Regions from separate parts of the Homo sapiens genome. Here region 2 is linked to region 1. Evidence: chromatin loops called from intact Hi-C (ENCODE). Cell type or tissue: endothelial cell of umbilical vein. All regions are shown on one strand. Links, peaks and the distances in the headings refer to the core of each region. The heading gives the core; the rest is flanking DNA.

The links. Hi-C counts contacts between places; a loop is a spot of excess contacts. Peaks named below come from ENCODE experiments on the same cell type or tissue, not always from the same donor. Only the 100,000 strongest peaks of a DNase experiment are listed, where the experiment ranks them.
Region 2: it touches region 1 in a loop (2.6-fold over the local background); 2 of 110 quality-filtered maps call a loop at or near these places.

The regions. Positions count from the first base shown.
Region 1 is chr16:12,726,770-12,734,604 of GRCh38, reverse strand. All of the region lies in intron 2 of CPPED1 (calcineurin like phosphoesterase domain containing 1), which reads left to right. Among named protein-coding and RNA genes, the nearest start is that of MIR4718, 10 kb to the right of the region's middle. In endothelial cell of umbilical vein, for the core only: no CTCF peak of the experiment used is centred there; a DNase peak (open chromatin) is centred at 4,964; H3K27ac peaks cover 2,329 bases.
Region 2 is chr16:12,671,398-12,679,232 of GRCh38, reverse strand. The region is part of intron 3 of CPPED1 (calcineurin like phosphoesterase domain containing 1); the gene reads left to right. Among named protein-coding and RNA genes, the nearest start is that of MIR4718, 45 kb to the left of the region's middle. In endothelial cell of umbilical vein, for the core only: no CTCF peak of the experiment used is centred there; DNase peaks (open chromatin) are centred at 3,232 and 4,932; H3K27ac peaks cover 2,348 bases.

The DNA.
Region 1 (7,835 bases), core at 1,923-6,922:
GATCAAGACCATCCTGGCTAACACGGTGAAACCCCGTCTCTACTAAAAATCCAGAAAATTAGCCGGGGACAGTGGCTGGCGCCCGTAGTCCCAGCTACTTGGGAGGCTGAGGCAGGAGAATGGTGTGAACCCAGGAGGCGGAGCTTGCAGTGAGCTGAGATAGCACCACTGCACTCCAGCCTGGGCGACAAGAGCGAGACTCCGTCTCAAAAACAAAAAAAAAAAATTATTGTGTGGCCAGGTGCAGTGACTCATGCCTGTAATTCCAGCACTTCAGGAGGCCGAGGTGGGCAGATCACTTGAGGCCAGGAGTTCGAGATCAGGCTGGCCAACATCGCAAAGCCCCGTTTCTACTAAATATACAAAAATTAGCTGGGCATGGTGGTGCATGCTTGTAATCCCAGCAACTTGGAAGGCGGAGGCAGGAGAATCGCTTGAACCCGGGAAGCAGAGGTTGCAGTGACCCGAGATCGTGCCACTGCACTCCAGCCTGGGTGACAGAGCATGACTCGTCTCAAAAAAAAAAAAAAAAAAAAAAAAAAAAAACGTGTAATTTGAAAACAGAGACAAAGACAAATTATTGTCCTGTAATTATTGCCAACTAGAAGCAATTAATTGTGTAATGCTTTCTACAGGTTATGGAATTGCTGTTTTATAGGAAGCAAAAACGAGGTTATGATTTAGTTTTTTTTTCATTTTGTTTTCTGTCTTTATTCACGTTATAAATGCATGCAGATTAAGAAGTCAAGTAGCTGTACCCAGCAAGTTTTACAAAGCAGCAGTGCACAACTCCTCATTGGCCTGTTGCTCACTTCTAGAGGCAGCCACCCTCGTGAGTTGAGCTAATTTTGTGGATATTCACTTCCATTGTTCTAAACAACATGCTTGTGTTGATGTTTCTAGATCTTACTTACTGTTATGTATTGAATTTGTGTCCTGGAGAATGAGGATTTAGCTCTGTCCTTCTCTCCATCCCACTCCCACATTTCTTCCCCGTGTCTTTCCAGTGTCGTTAAATCCTAATTTGGTTGGCTGCATGCAGTGCCTCACACCTGTAATCCCAGCACTTTGGGAGGCCAAGGCGGGCGGATCACCTGAGGTCACAAGTTCAAGACCAGCCTGGCCAACATGCTGAAACCCTGTCTCTACTAAAAATACAAAAATTAGCCGAATGTGGTGGCGGGCGCCTGTAATCCTAACTACTCAGGAGACTGAGGCATGAGAATCTCTCGAATCTGGGAGGCAGAGGTTGCAGTGAGCCGAGATTGTGCCACTGCATTCCAGCCTGGGTGACAGTACAAGACTCTGTCTCAAAAAAAAAAAAAAAAAATTCCTAATTCGGGTCGTATCAGCATTTAGTATTTATAATATCTTGCCTGTACATATGTTATTTTAAACATCATTCACAACAGAGCCACATTGTAGGCATGGTTATTTTTCCTGCATGCTTTATTTGTTGTGGTTTTAAAATTGCTTTAAGTTTTTGAAGAGTGCTAATTCAACCTCAGACTCTTCTTCCAAAAGTCTGAGCTTACCAATTTCCCGTCAATAAATTTAAAATAATAACCAATCTCAGCTTTTTGGTGAAATTTCTCCTGGAGCTATTTCCTGATTGCTTGCTCTGTAGGCCTGCTAACAGCTGTGATCTTAGGATTTCTGTGTCTAGTCTAGGAACCATCTGTGCTTCTCTCTCATGTTGGATCTACCTTTGCCTCCTTTTTAGATGGATCCTATTGTCCAGTAGCTTCTGGAGAAGAAATTGCACCAAAAATGTCTTCATTCCACCCTCACATTAAAGTGATAGTTTGATAGTTTGGCTGGGTATAGAATGATAGGTGAGGAGTTATTTTTCTCTCAGAATTTTGAAGGCTTTGTCTCCTTGCCTTTGTTCTTTCAGTATGGATTTTAAGAAGTTCAATTTTATTTTGATTGTTGATCTTTTATATGAAACCAGAAACACATAGGATCTTCTCTTTGCATCCAGGGTTCTACAATAATACTGTGAGGGACTTTGGTATGAGTCCGTTTAAACTCATGCCCTTTTGTTCTCGGAAGTCCTTTTGAATTATTTCATCCTCTCTCTCTGTCTCTCTCTCTCTCTCTCTCTCTCCATCTGTGTGTGTGTGTGTTTGTGTGTTTGTGTGTGTGTGTGTTGTGTGTGGGCAGGGGAGCTCCCCTATACTGTGGTACTCATAGTCTACAAATATTGGACCTCTTGTTCTGGTCCTCAAATATTATTTCCTTTTTTTTTTTTCACTTCCTTGCTCACTCTACTTTTTGAGATGATTCCTCACCTTATCTTCTAAGCCTTCTACCGAGCTTTTCATTTTTGCTACCATAGTTTTAATTTTCAAGAGCTTTTTTTTTTTTCATTATTCCTTTTCAAAATAGCATCCTGTAATTGGTTGATTAATGCAGTATCTTCTCTGTCTGAGAATGCTAATGATTTTTTTTTTTTGACGGGTTTCACGTTTGTCATCCAGGCTGGAGTGCGATTTCGGCTCACTGCAACCTCTGCCCCCCAGGCGATTCTACTGCCCCAGCCTCCTGAGTAGCTGGGATTACAGGCGTGTGCCACTACGCCCAGCTACTTTTTGTATTTTTAGTAGAGACCGGGTTTTGCCCTTTTGGCCAGGCTGGTCTCCAACACCTGACCTCAGGTGATCCACCCACCTTGGCCTCCCAAAGTGCTAGTATTACAAGCGTGAGCCACCACACCCAGCCTGCTAATGGTTTTTTTTTTCCTCCTCCCCATATCGCCTCTGTTTCTTACCATTGGGGTTGTTTTGTTCTTTTTTTTCATATTAGACACATTGCTCATACATCTAATGGTCCTTGGCTGCCTGCTTCCATTTAAAAGTGCAATTTAAAAAAAAAAAAGAATGAAAAAGAGTACAGCACAGAAAAACTGACAAATGCGGGGGAGGGAGGCCTTCTCGCCCACGGCCTTCACCATCGCGTGATGAAGGCTCCCCATTTCCGTATTATCGGTGGCTTTTGGTTGTTTCTTTTTGGCTCTCAGATTCCCCAGAGACCACTCCTGTTGGAGGGCTCTGCCTGGCTTCTTTCGCTCTAAGTGTTCTAGGAGCCAAATGGAAGGAAAAGACTCCATCCTGAAATCCAGGGTAAAACTTTCATCTTTATCCCCTTGTTTTCCCCGGGGGACCCATGCCCCAGCAGTCTCTGCTGCCTCTCAGAACTTCTTTGTTTACTCTTTTTTTTTTTTAATTAAAAAAAATTTTTCTAATGCAGTGAAACCCCGTCTCTACTAACAATACAAAAAATCAGCCAGGCGTGGTGGCGGGTGCCTGTGGTCCCAGCTACTCGGGAGGCTGAGGCAGGGGAATGGCATGAACCCGGGGGGTGGAGCTTGCAGTGAGCCGAGATCGCGCCACTGCACTCCAGCCTGGGAGACAGAGCAAGACTCTGCCTCAAAAAAAAAAAAAAAATTTTTTTTTTTGAAGAGACAGGGTCTCCATATGTTGCCCAGGCTGGTCTCGAACTCCTGGGCTCAAGTGATCCTCCCACCTTGGCCTTCCAAAGTGCTGGGACCTTTGTTTACTCTTTATAAAGACTAAAAGTCCCATCTTCTGCCAGGGTGAGAAGGACAGTGGTCAAGCTTCATGCAGTTTCAAGCCATCTTTCTGTTTTAGCTCTCTTTTTATTCCTATACCCAAGGATAGCTAAAAATTGAGGTTTCTCAGGAACTAAAATGCGGGTAATGTGAAGTAAAGAGCTGGAGCATGTGAACTCATCCTTTCCCCACCACTCGAGTTGAGATGTGGAACATTTGCCAGACTCCAGAAGGCTCCCTCGTGCGCCTTCTCTGTCAGTCAACGTTCTGTCACCAGGACTAGTTGGGTTTGCTTGTTCTTGAGCTTCATAAAAATGAAATCATGCGGTATTGACTCTTGTGTCTTCTGGCTTCTTTCGCTGTATGTGATGTCTGAGATTCATCTGTGTTATTACATGTAGCAGCAATTGGTTCTGTGTTATAGCCATGTAGTATACCATCTAATGAACAGATCACAAATTATTTACCCACTCCACTGCTAATGGATCTCTAGGTTATTTCTACTTGGGGGCTATTGTGAATAAAGCTGCCAAGAGCATTCTGGTTCCTATCTTTTAATAGACCAACACCCTCATTTCTCTGGGTATATTCCAAGGAGTGGAATTACTGGGTCATCGGGAAGATGTGGGTTTGTCTTTGGCAAATACTGCCTGAGAGTTTTCCAAAGCCAGTTGATTCTTGACTTTTCTCGCTGCCAGCTGAATATTTAACTTAAACTAAGTCAGCTGCAGCTTGGCACAGTGGCTTACACCTGTAATCCGAACACTTTGGGAGGCCAAGGTGGGAGGATTGCTTGAGGCTCATAGTTCAAGACTAGCCAGGGCAACATAGGAAGACCCTTTCTCTCCAAAAAAATTTTAAAAAAAATTAGCTGGCCGTGGTGGCTCACACGTGTAATCCCAGCAACTCGGGAGGCTAAGGCAAGAGGATTGCTTCAGGCCAAGAGTTTGAAACCAGCCTGGGCAACATAGCAAGGCCCCATCTCTACACAAAATTTGAAAATCAGCCAGGCATGGTGGCATGTGTCTATAGTCCCAGAACCTTGGGAGGCTGAGCTGGGAGGATAACTTGAGCCCAGGAGGTTGAGGTTGCAGTGAGCTGTGGTCACGCCGCTGTACTCCAGCCTCGGCAACAGAGTGAGACTCCCATCTCAAAAGAAGCAATAATAACTCAGCTAAGCCCATTGCTACTTGTCCATGTACTTTCCAGTTTCCAAATTCTGTGGCTGTTCTCTCCTGTTTGTCCTTGAGAGTTTCCTGCCTTTACAGTGGGATTTGTGGAAGGAACAAAGCTGAATGTGTTTTCAATCTACTATATTTAACTGGAAACCTTTATTATGACTTTAAGATGGCTTTTTAGCTCTCTCAGTCTCCCCAGACAGAATACCCTTGTGTTTCCTCTGAGTCATTTCTGCTCAGTGGCTTTATAAAAACAAAATTTTAATGCCTCCGCCTCTCACCAGTACTCCAGACGTCGTTTTCTGCAGTCTGCATTGCCAACAAGATGACAACACGATTCTGATTCCACATCTTTATTAGATAGAATGATTAATAAACAGTTCAAACTGAAGGTACAGTCTGTGGGATGCTTTCTCTTAAATGTTTTTTTCTTGAGTTTGCAAAAATCTTTGTATACAATTATATGGACATTTAAGCTGATCACGTTCTTCAAGTCCAGGCAAATAAAAACGTCTTAACCTTAAACCTTGTAATGTCCCCAAATTAACCTTGTAATATTAATAATATCCCTGGGTCCCAGGTATTCCCCTGGCCCTTGGAGCCATCTTCACTATTTTGGTTAGGGTATGCCAGGGCTAGGAGGCACAGCTGAACTTCTAGAGACCTGAGTTGGATGTCAGATCAGGTTTTCCCAAAGAACTAATGATATATGCTGGACTCTCCACACCTCTCACCCCAGGGCTCCCTCTGGGGCTTCCTCCAGCACAGAGATGGTGACAGGCAGATCAGAAATTGCAAGGAGGACTCACAGACACCCATGTTTCCAGTGATGGTGACCTCACCAGCAGAGAACAAGTATACTTAGTGCCAAGATGCTCCTAAGCTCACAGACAGGGGGTCCCATTCACTTACTATCCAGGTCCCGCCCCAGTGAGCTCACCGTTTGTCCTCTGCTTCAATTCTTTGAACACTTTTTGAAGAGACAGGGTCTCCGTATGTTGCCCAAGCTGGGCTCGAACTCCTGGGCCTTGCCTCTCGCCTCACAGAACCCTCTTGCCTCACAGAACTGGCCAGGCCTCACTGCTCCTCCCTGGTTATAGCTCACTTCATTTGATGTCGTTGTACTCATTAAAATAGTATTAGCACAAGGAGAGGCCCCAGCCACCTGGTCAGCCAGGAATGTAGCATCTTGTTGTAGAGTAACAGGCTAGGAAGGTTGCAATCATGCAAGTAAAGTGCTCAGTGCCTGCCATGTGGTAAGAGTTTCATGAGTGATCGCTAGTATATTCATGATTTATTCTGTAGAGTGACTTTCTGGGCAGCTCAGGAAATGTTTTGCTTCACTTGGTCACACCCAAATTGTAATTGGCTCCTCTCAATCTTTCTCGGGGGATCTCAAGATTATAAGCAACCTGTAATCCTTTCTTCATCTCTTTTGCTTTTTTATGTATCAGGGATATGTTATCCTAAATCTACGAATTCAGTATATTTTATTTCTATTAATATAACAAATAGTATTTCTCAGTATAGATAATCACATAATTATACCTCTACGGACCCTCTAATCAAAGGCATTTAATATGCTTATTACTGTACGTAATACATTTCTCCCCTCTCTTACACTGAATTCCCTTATGATCATTGCTATTACACCTGTGGGTATAAATAGCAGTTAGGTTTTTATACTTGCTGATAAGAGCAATTTTGAAAAGCGGAAAAAGACACAAAATCCAGCAATAATAACAGAAATTGCAAATATTTCGCTGGGAAAGTAAACCATGCAGCAAGGGAAGGAAGCGTGATTGTAAATGAAGTTGAATTAGTGTATTCATCTGCATTGTGAATTAATTCAGTTTGTATGAGTTAGCCTGAGATCTCACCATCAGTTATAACGTGATCTCTATGACAAAACATAGTTGCATTCCAGGCAGCCAGTTTATGAACAAATTTTTGCATACCATACATTTGTAAGGTGAAGATGACTGTAGGAGAATAATAGTATGTTATAATTCTGGTGTCTTTGCTTTTTAATACTACTGGCTGCTGCAAGGGGGGATAATTTACGAACTGTGTGTTCATAAGTCCGTGTTGTAATGTTCTTTAGTGCAGGGTTATGATGGATTCAGAAGTTGTATAGCCTTGTCATTATTTGAGGAATTAACATTACTCCATCAGATTAAAATGTTTGAATTCAGATGGCTTTCGGTCAGGCATGGTGGTTCATGCCTGTAATCCCTACACTTTGGGAGGCCAAAGTGTGAGGATCACTCAAGCCCAGGAGTTCAAGACCAACCTGAGCAACATAGACCCCATCTCTACAAAACTTTTAACAATTAGCCAGATGTGGTGGTATACGCCTGTGGTCTCAGCTACTCGAGAGGCTGAGGTGGGAGGATGGCTTGATCCCAGGAGGTCGAGTCTGTAGTGAATTATGGTCATGCCACTGCACTCCAGCCTGGGCAGCAGAGCAAGATTGTATCTCAACAAACAAAGAAACAAAAGGCTTTGATATCCAGACTCTCCCCTACAGTTCTAGGGACCTCCTTGATAACCTCTGGGATTTGATCATTGAGTGTTACTGTTTTCCCTGTCGCCACCAGCCAGAATGCCTGTTGCCACCAGCCAGAATGCCTATCTGGATAATTAAACTGGAGACATTCCAACAGTGTCTAAAACCCCTCTATACTGGACACACATTTGGTTGTACTCTACTGAACTGAATGTGGCCAACGCAGGGCTCCAGTTGTATATGGTCTAAAGCCTGCGAGAGTTATTTGCTCTTCATCATCACTTAGTCAACGGTTCCTTGACAGGTGCTGTGAGGATGGTCCTTAGAAATGAGGGGCAGCGTCCTTCCCCTGACAGCTCTGGCATAAGCCTCATGTGCACATTCTGAGCTTCACAGGCATGGTGAGCATCCCATTCACCACCCTCTCCCAGGCACCTAGCCCCGTACACTAACACCATTTTTTTCCTCTATTCTTTGAAGATAAAGTACACTATTGCTGCTTTATTTTTATTTTATTTATTTATTTATTTATTTTGAGACAGGGTCTTGCTCTGTCACCCAGGCTGGAGTACAG
Region 2 (7,835 bases), core at 899-5,898, 54 kb after region 1:
TTCAGAGGAAGATGAAAGGGATTATCCAGCATGAAAAACGAATGGGGAGGATAGCAGTTACTCAGAAGTTCTGGATAAACAAATATTTACTTTAGGTCCTCCTGAGGAGTTTCCCTTTTAATCTTTGCAAGGCTTTTGTGAGATCACCAAAGAATGAGCTTTCACTGATCAAACTCTCAAATCCTTGTTGGGTATTTAAATTGATTATGTTTTTCTGAAGAATAATTTAGCAGTCATATCAAAAGTCTAAAAAATAGGAATATGAAAACTAAATTTATAACCAACAAGAAAAAGAGTATTTTCACCAATACTTTTTAACATTGTATTGGAGATCCTAACTATTGCAAAAAGCAAGAGAAAGAAATAAGAAACATAAAGATAGGAAGTAAAATGGCCTATTTGCAGATGATACGATTTTTTTTAACTTAGAAAATCCCAGGAATCTACAAAATAATTACTAGAATGAATAAATGAATTTAGCAAGGTCTCAGGATACAAGGTTAATAGACAAAAATAATTGTATTTTTATATACTATCAGCAAGCAATTGTTAAGTGAAATTACAAAAATAATTCAATTTACAATAGCACCATAAAACATGAAATACCTAGGAATAGCAAAGGATGTCCAAGACCTCTACCTTTACAAAACATTGCTGAAAGTAATTTTAAAAGACCTGAGTAAATGGAAAAGTAGACCATGTTCATGGATTGCAGGGCCAATGTTAATACGGCATTTCCCCCCCGATTGAGCGACAGATTCAACAAAATCCCAATCAAAATTATAGCAGTTTTATTATTTGTAGAAATCAGCATACTGATTGTAAAATTTCCGTGGAAATGCAAGGTACCTATAATGGCCAAAACAGTTGAATTAGATCTGAGTTACTTTTTTAGATGGAAGGATGTGGACACTTTTAAAGTAGATATAGAAGTCTCTTTCTGACCGTCAGGACAGATGCTCTTACTTATAGAATAGTTGACCTTTTTTGTGTTCACTAACACAATTCACTTGCCTCCCTTATTTGAAATGGCATTCATGGTTTTATAAATGAAACTACAAATTACTCTTTCCTTTGTTGTCACTGTTTTTTGATTTTTATTTTTGAGAAGCACAGAAACTTTCAGACTTTTGAAGAATCAAGAACTCTTGGCTGAACTTTACCCAAGTGTATTCTTTTTAATGGTATGCTTTATTAGTGAGGGTGGCCTTCCTCCTATTTTTGTAAATAAAGTTTTATTGGATCACAGCCATGCCCACAAGCTTATATACTTTCTATGGCTGTTTTCACGCTACAAAGGAAGGCGGAGTTGAGTAGTCGTGACAGAGACCACATGGCCCACAAAGGCGAAAATATTTACTGTCCAGACCTTTCTGGAAAATGTTTGCTGACCCAGGTCAATTAAGTTCCAAGTGATCCTCAAAAGAAGTTCCATGAAAATGTCTTTAAGATGCCATGCTAGTTAACAGGATTTGGGGATGAGAGGGTTTGAATCAATGAAAGGCTGAAGCCGGAAGTGATGGGATGCTTTGATGCTTACCACAAGAAGGAAGACACATACACGACCGTGGCACTTCCTTTTTTCTTTTTTTGAGACAGAGTCTCGCTCTGCCACCAAACTGGAGTGCAGTGGCACGAGCTCAGCTCACTGCAGCCTCTGCCTCCCAGGTTCAAGTGATTCTCGTGCCTCAGCCTCCCAAGTAGCTGGGATTACTGACGCCCACCACCACATCCACATCCACATTTCTGTATTTTTAGTAGAGACAGGGTTTTGCCATGTTGGCCAGGCTGGTCTCAAACTCCTAGCCTCAAGTGATCTGCACGCCTCGGCCTCCCAAAGTGCTGGGATTACAGGCATAAGCCACCGCGCCCAGCCAACCTTGGAATTTTTTGTAAGTCATTCCATTTCAGCCAGTCTATAGCCCCATGCAGCCCTCTGGCCCCGCCTTTCCCCGCCCTCGCCTATCCTCTAGCCAAGCCAGAATCTGAACTGGAATTCTGGTACCACCCACCAGCTGACCTTCAGTCGTGTCCTCTGGGAAATGTGCAGGAGTTTCTTGATGTTGGGTGTCAGAAGGATTAAAAATGCTGAAGAGGAAATTCGGATGCCCAGCAGGTGCCAGTCTGCAGGAGCCTTTACGTTTGGTGCCTGCTGCTTCCTAGACACACTTGACTCTCTTCACTCGCTCGTGATATTCCCCTCACCTGATGTGTCTTTACCTCTACTTGGCAGGTGTTTTAGTGCTGACTCTGGGGACAGACTCCTGGGTTCAGATCCTGCTTCAACACTTACAGGCTGAGTTAGGCAAACTACTGAACATCTCTAAATCGTATAATAAAATCACAGGTAATAACCATGCCTCCTTCATGGAGGAATTGTGGGAATTAAATGAGCTAAAAACAAGTGAAGTGCCTAGAACAATGTCTAGACAGATAATGAACACTCCATAAATATTATTATCATCATTATTATTATTACCACCATAATATGATGCCCCCTCAGGCCTCAGGTCAGACATGAGCAGAGAACTAGGAGAAATTAAGGATGTGTTTAGGTCAGAGCCACCCCCTCCAGGAAGCCTTCTTACAGGGCCTATGGCACGGTGATCTTTGGCACTTTGCACCTCTCAGATGGTGGACAGAGCCTGTGCTTCTGAATTGGCCTTATCCAAGTATACATCTTAGCTATGTGAATCCAGGCAAGTCACTTAACCTGTCCTCGCCTCATTCCCTCATCTGCAAAAGGGGATGATATCTTCCTGGTCAGCGTCCTCATTAGGCTTGAGTGAGATGATGCAGGTGCAAAATGCAGGTCGTAGATGTCCAGCGAATAAAACGCTGCTGAGTGATGTCGATTTCTGCATTTTGTTATGAGTAGCTCTTTCTCTGACTGCCTGGCTATAGACCTTGAGTTGTTGATTGCTGGGAATGGTTGATCCCACCACACTCCTTAATACCTGGCACCAAGAGGGAGCTCAACAGATGTTTATTGTCTCAAGCTAACTGAAGAAGCAGCCTCCCACCTTACCCGGATCCCTTCCACCATGTCCCCTGGCAGTCCTGGGCCACAGGCATTGGGTCACTGGGGAAGATATATACCAGGGAAATTCTGATGAGAGTGAGCAAATATGCTGGAATCTAGAATTCCCCAATTGACGACGAAAAGTGAAGAACCTCTTCCTGAATGAGTCAGGTGGGGCTTAACCATGACTTCATATTCAATCTGCACCTCCCAAACCCACTTAAGAAACATCTGTCGCTTCCCCTTTGCCCCCTGGCCAGAATCTCTTATCTCAAAGCCTGCTAAGGAAATTCTTTACCGGCAGGAGGGATTATTTATACCTACTTTCTGTACATTCACACCCAACCTTTTTTAACTTTCCATTTCTCTCCCTCTTTTTTATTTGTGTCACATTTTTCCCTACCACTGAGGCAGAATAAATTCAGTGTGAGTGATGGTTTGCAATGCAGTTTTCACTGTTATAGCTGGCAACGTAAAGCTGGATCACATTTTCACAAATATAGTCTCATGCAGGATAAAAGTAAAGGCTGTCCAGTTGGAATGTGTTTACACTTTCCAGGTCTAAGCCCCAACACCAAGGCATTAAAGAAGGCCAGTGTTTAGTATCAGAATTGTACTGGGTTGCATCTCAATTTCCTGATTGATTTGAAGCAGGTTTCCAATGTTAGAATATTACATTATACAGTGACTGTGTCCCAATCCTCTGATTGATTTGAAATGAACTTGAATCAAGATAGCTTAAAAATAGCTTTTATAGCGTCTTCATGACTTGATACCGTGGAGAAAAAAAACATATGAAGCTAATGCCACAGAAATCATCCTCTGTTGATGCAGTGGCTGCCTTTGCTGGAAATTCTTCTGGCAGTAATTTAAAAAGATGCCTGTCATCTCCTTACAGCAGTTCATAATTCAAAAACAATCTATACATAATACTCAATTAAGGAACCATAGAGGCATGTCAGCCACAGATGACTGATGCCCAGGCTGAGTGGAAATTCTGCCCAGCTCTTGAAAACATCACTAAAATCAATACCCCGTCAGGGAAACCAAGATTTATTAATACATTCCTTACCTCCATCGAGTTGTGAATCAGTGCTTCCCTATCAAAAGCTAATAGAAAGCTGAGATGGGTAAAACTTCTTATAGGTCCTTGTGGCCTGTCGGCATGAAAGGGACAGGATTATAACTCGGAGAGAGGCTGCGTGTTGCAGAGCTGGACTGCCATGCTGTGTGCCCCCCTCCAGCAGTGAGAAGCTGGCCCTGCCCTGGAGAAAGCCTCCTGGGTGGGGCGATGAGGAGCTTGGTACTGACACCCATGCTCCCCCCCAGACCTCTGCCACCCATGATATGGGCTGTCATTTTAATTCATGGTACAAAAGAGGAAATGCCAACTCACAGAGGTCAGTAATGGGTCCAAGGTCCCAAAGCAGAATGGGCTCTGATGTCTGAGTACCCTGAGTTCTGATCCTGGATGCCCTGTTGTCTAGCTGTGTGGCTTTGTGTTTGTTTCTTAACTTCTCTGGGCCTCAGTTTTCTCATCTGTAAAATGGAGACGATGTGAGTCCCTAGGACAGAGGTGCATTGGGAGGATTCAGTAAAACAGGATGAAGGATACAGAGTGCCCCGCCACTGTGCCACCCCCTTCCAGGCCCCGCCTCCTTTCACTCCACCTGGAGCGGTTGCCCTTACTGGAGGTGGAACTAGGAGAAATATTTCGGGTTCAGAACTTCCGGGCCTCCCTGGAGCTGAGAAATAGACTCAGAAACCCCCACGTCTGGAAACTCACCAGGCTTCTTCTGGACCTGGCTCCAACCCAAGAAGTGTTTCCCCCATTTTCCAGCTCAACATCTCATTCCTCGTTTCAGACTCCTTGAGCCAGCCAGGAACATGCCAGAGCCTTGAACTCAGCATCAGAACCCAGGAGGACGGAGTTAGTCACATCTTCCTGCTTCTGAGACAGACTTTCGTCCCCTGCCTGACCGTCTCTTTGTAAACTCATCACATAGTCATTGCTTCATTTTTTTCATGCAGGACCTCAGAAGGCCAAGTTCCTCATTGGAATTGGGGGAGGACTCTCTTTTACCAGAAGGAGAAGGTTTTGAACACAACTGCTTTGCTCACTAGTAGTTTCTCTCATCGTTATTTTTTATTATTATTATTTTGAGACAGGGTCTTGCTCTGTTGCCCAAGCTGGAGTGCAGTGGTGCAACCATAGCCCACTGCAACCTCCAACTCCTGAGCTCAAGCAATCCTCCCTTCTCAGCCTCCCGAGTAGCTGGAACTACAGGCATGCACCTCCATGCCTGGCTGATTTGATAAATTTTTTTGTAGAGACAGGGTCTTATGATGTTGCCGAGGCTGGTCTCCAACTCCTGGCCCCAAGCGATCCTCTAACCTCGGCCTCCCAAAATGCTGGGATTACAAGTGGGAGCCACCGCACCCGGCCTCATCTTTATTGCTAGTCCTCTTGCAGCATCTTTGCTACTCTTAAGAATCCTCGTTTGGTCACATTTTCTGTGACTTCGGACGTTAACAATAATTGGTGAGCCCTGAGGGGCAGATGGAGAGGACATGCATATTACAGAGAGGAACAGCTGTCCACGGGTCTGGGGAGACCCGCTCTGAGAGGTCCTCTGGGCACTTGAACAATCACCATTAAATGCTCCCCTCTCTGTTAATGCCACTCAATATGGTGTGAAACTTAAACATAAATGAGTTTTTACAGCTAATTATGGCTAATGCAAGCTTCTTTCAAAATTGCCAGACATTCTTTCCAGAATAGTACAGTTTGCAACTATGAGTTAGGCATGAAGAGCCAAATCTCATAAACATAATTTAGCATGCAAAGAAATAATAATGCTAAGTGCTTTCTGTCCAGCCGTTCAGCGTTCCCCCAGGCAGGGCTGATCTTACGCGGTCCCATTTGAGCTACAGACTGGCTGTGAAACCCCAGGAGAGCCACAGAGGAGGCAGTCATTTCCACCGCCCCTGCAGTCTGTACGATTGGAGCCTTTCAGTTGTCTATTTATGGCAAGGACCCATCAGGCGCCCAACCCAGCAGTCCCAGCTGCAACCTGAGAACTGCACAGTTTGTGCCCTGGAGTGGCAGTGGCTGCATCTGTCACGCCACCCTGCCCTGTTCATGTTGCCCTAATGTTTCTTTTTCTTTTTTTTTCTCTTTTCTTTTTTCTTTTCTTTTGAGACAGGGTCTTGCTCTCACCCAGGCTGGAGTGCAGTGGCACAATCTCAGCTCACTGCAACCTCCGCCTCCCGAGTTCAAGCGATTCTTATGCCTCAGCCTCCCAAGTAGCTAGGATTACAGGCGCCTGCCACCACGCCTGGCTAGTTTTTGTATTTTTAGTAGAGATGGGGTTTTGCCATCTTGGCCAGGCTGTTCTCGAACTCCTGACCTCAACTGATCTGCCCACCTCGGCCTCCAAAAGTGCTGGGATTTCATTCCCAATCACCCGATTAATTCGTGATCATTGGAAGCATTACACTACTGTAATAAGAGAGAATGATGTGCCTCTCACTAATCCCACCCCACACCCCTCACCTGGAGCCACCACTATAAGCAGTTTAATGTCTATGCACACATACCCTCTGAGGTATACATATACACAAATAGGCACACGAGCCTGTATATGCACACAAACCTTCTAAGGCATACGTTATTTTACACAGGATCACACGATGTTTTTGCAGCAGTGTGCTATACATATTAATGGTATTTGGCACCTTTTGGTGCCAGTACATGTAAATTACCTCTTTTTAAAAAATGCGCATAATGTCATTTAACAGGTCTTCCATAAATAAACATTACTAACGGTACTGTGATGCACATTGAACCATATATTAATGTCCACAGGTACAGCCCGGATACATCTTTGGGCTTTTCCCTGGGGATTTCTGAAGGATAACTGTCTACCAAAATGGTTTTTTTGGGCCAAGGGAATGTACAGTAAAATGTGCGACAGTATTGCTAGATTGCCCCCTTAACATGAGTTCTTTCTGTTCAAATTCTAATAAGAAGTCAATGGAATTGCAGTCATGCATTGTTACACAATTTTGTAGTGTTGCAGACATCACAGTGTCCTTACACAAACCTAGATGGTGTAGTCTACTGCACACCTAGGCTGTGTGCTATAGCCCATGGCTCCTAGACTGCAAACCATGCAGCATGGTACTGTACTGGATACTGCAGGCAACCATAACACAATGGTAAGGATTTGTATATCTAGACCTAGGGAAGGTACAGTGAAAATACAGCATTATAATCTTACGGGACCCCCTTCATATATGGCGTCCATCACTGACTAAAACGTCCATGGTAGGGATTTGTGTATCTAGACATAGAGAAGGTACAGTGAAAATACAGCATTATAATCTTATGGGACCACCTTCATATATGGCGTCCATCATTGACTAAAACGTCCATGGTAGGGATTTGTGTATCTAGACATAGAGAAGGTACAGTGAAAATACAGCATTATAATCTTATGGGACCACCTTCATATATGGCGTTCATCATTGACCAAAATGTCCATGTGCTGCACGTGACTGTAGCTGTTTCTCTCCACCTGTGGCTGTCTTAAGTAGGGAAGGCTGAGTACTTTATGCACCTGAGCTGATCCACACCTGCCCACAGGTGAATCTCCAGTTCCTGCCAGCACAGGTAGCTATAGTCCCAAGAGCTCTCTTTACAGCCTCCCAGAACCCCACTCACCAGAAGCAGAGGCTATCAGCATATTCCCTTCATGCCCTTTTTTTTTCTCTCCCCTTGCTCTCTTGTCTCCTCATTTTCTTTCCCTTA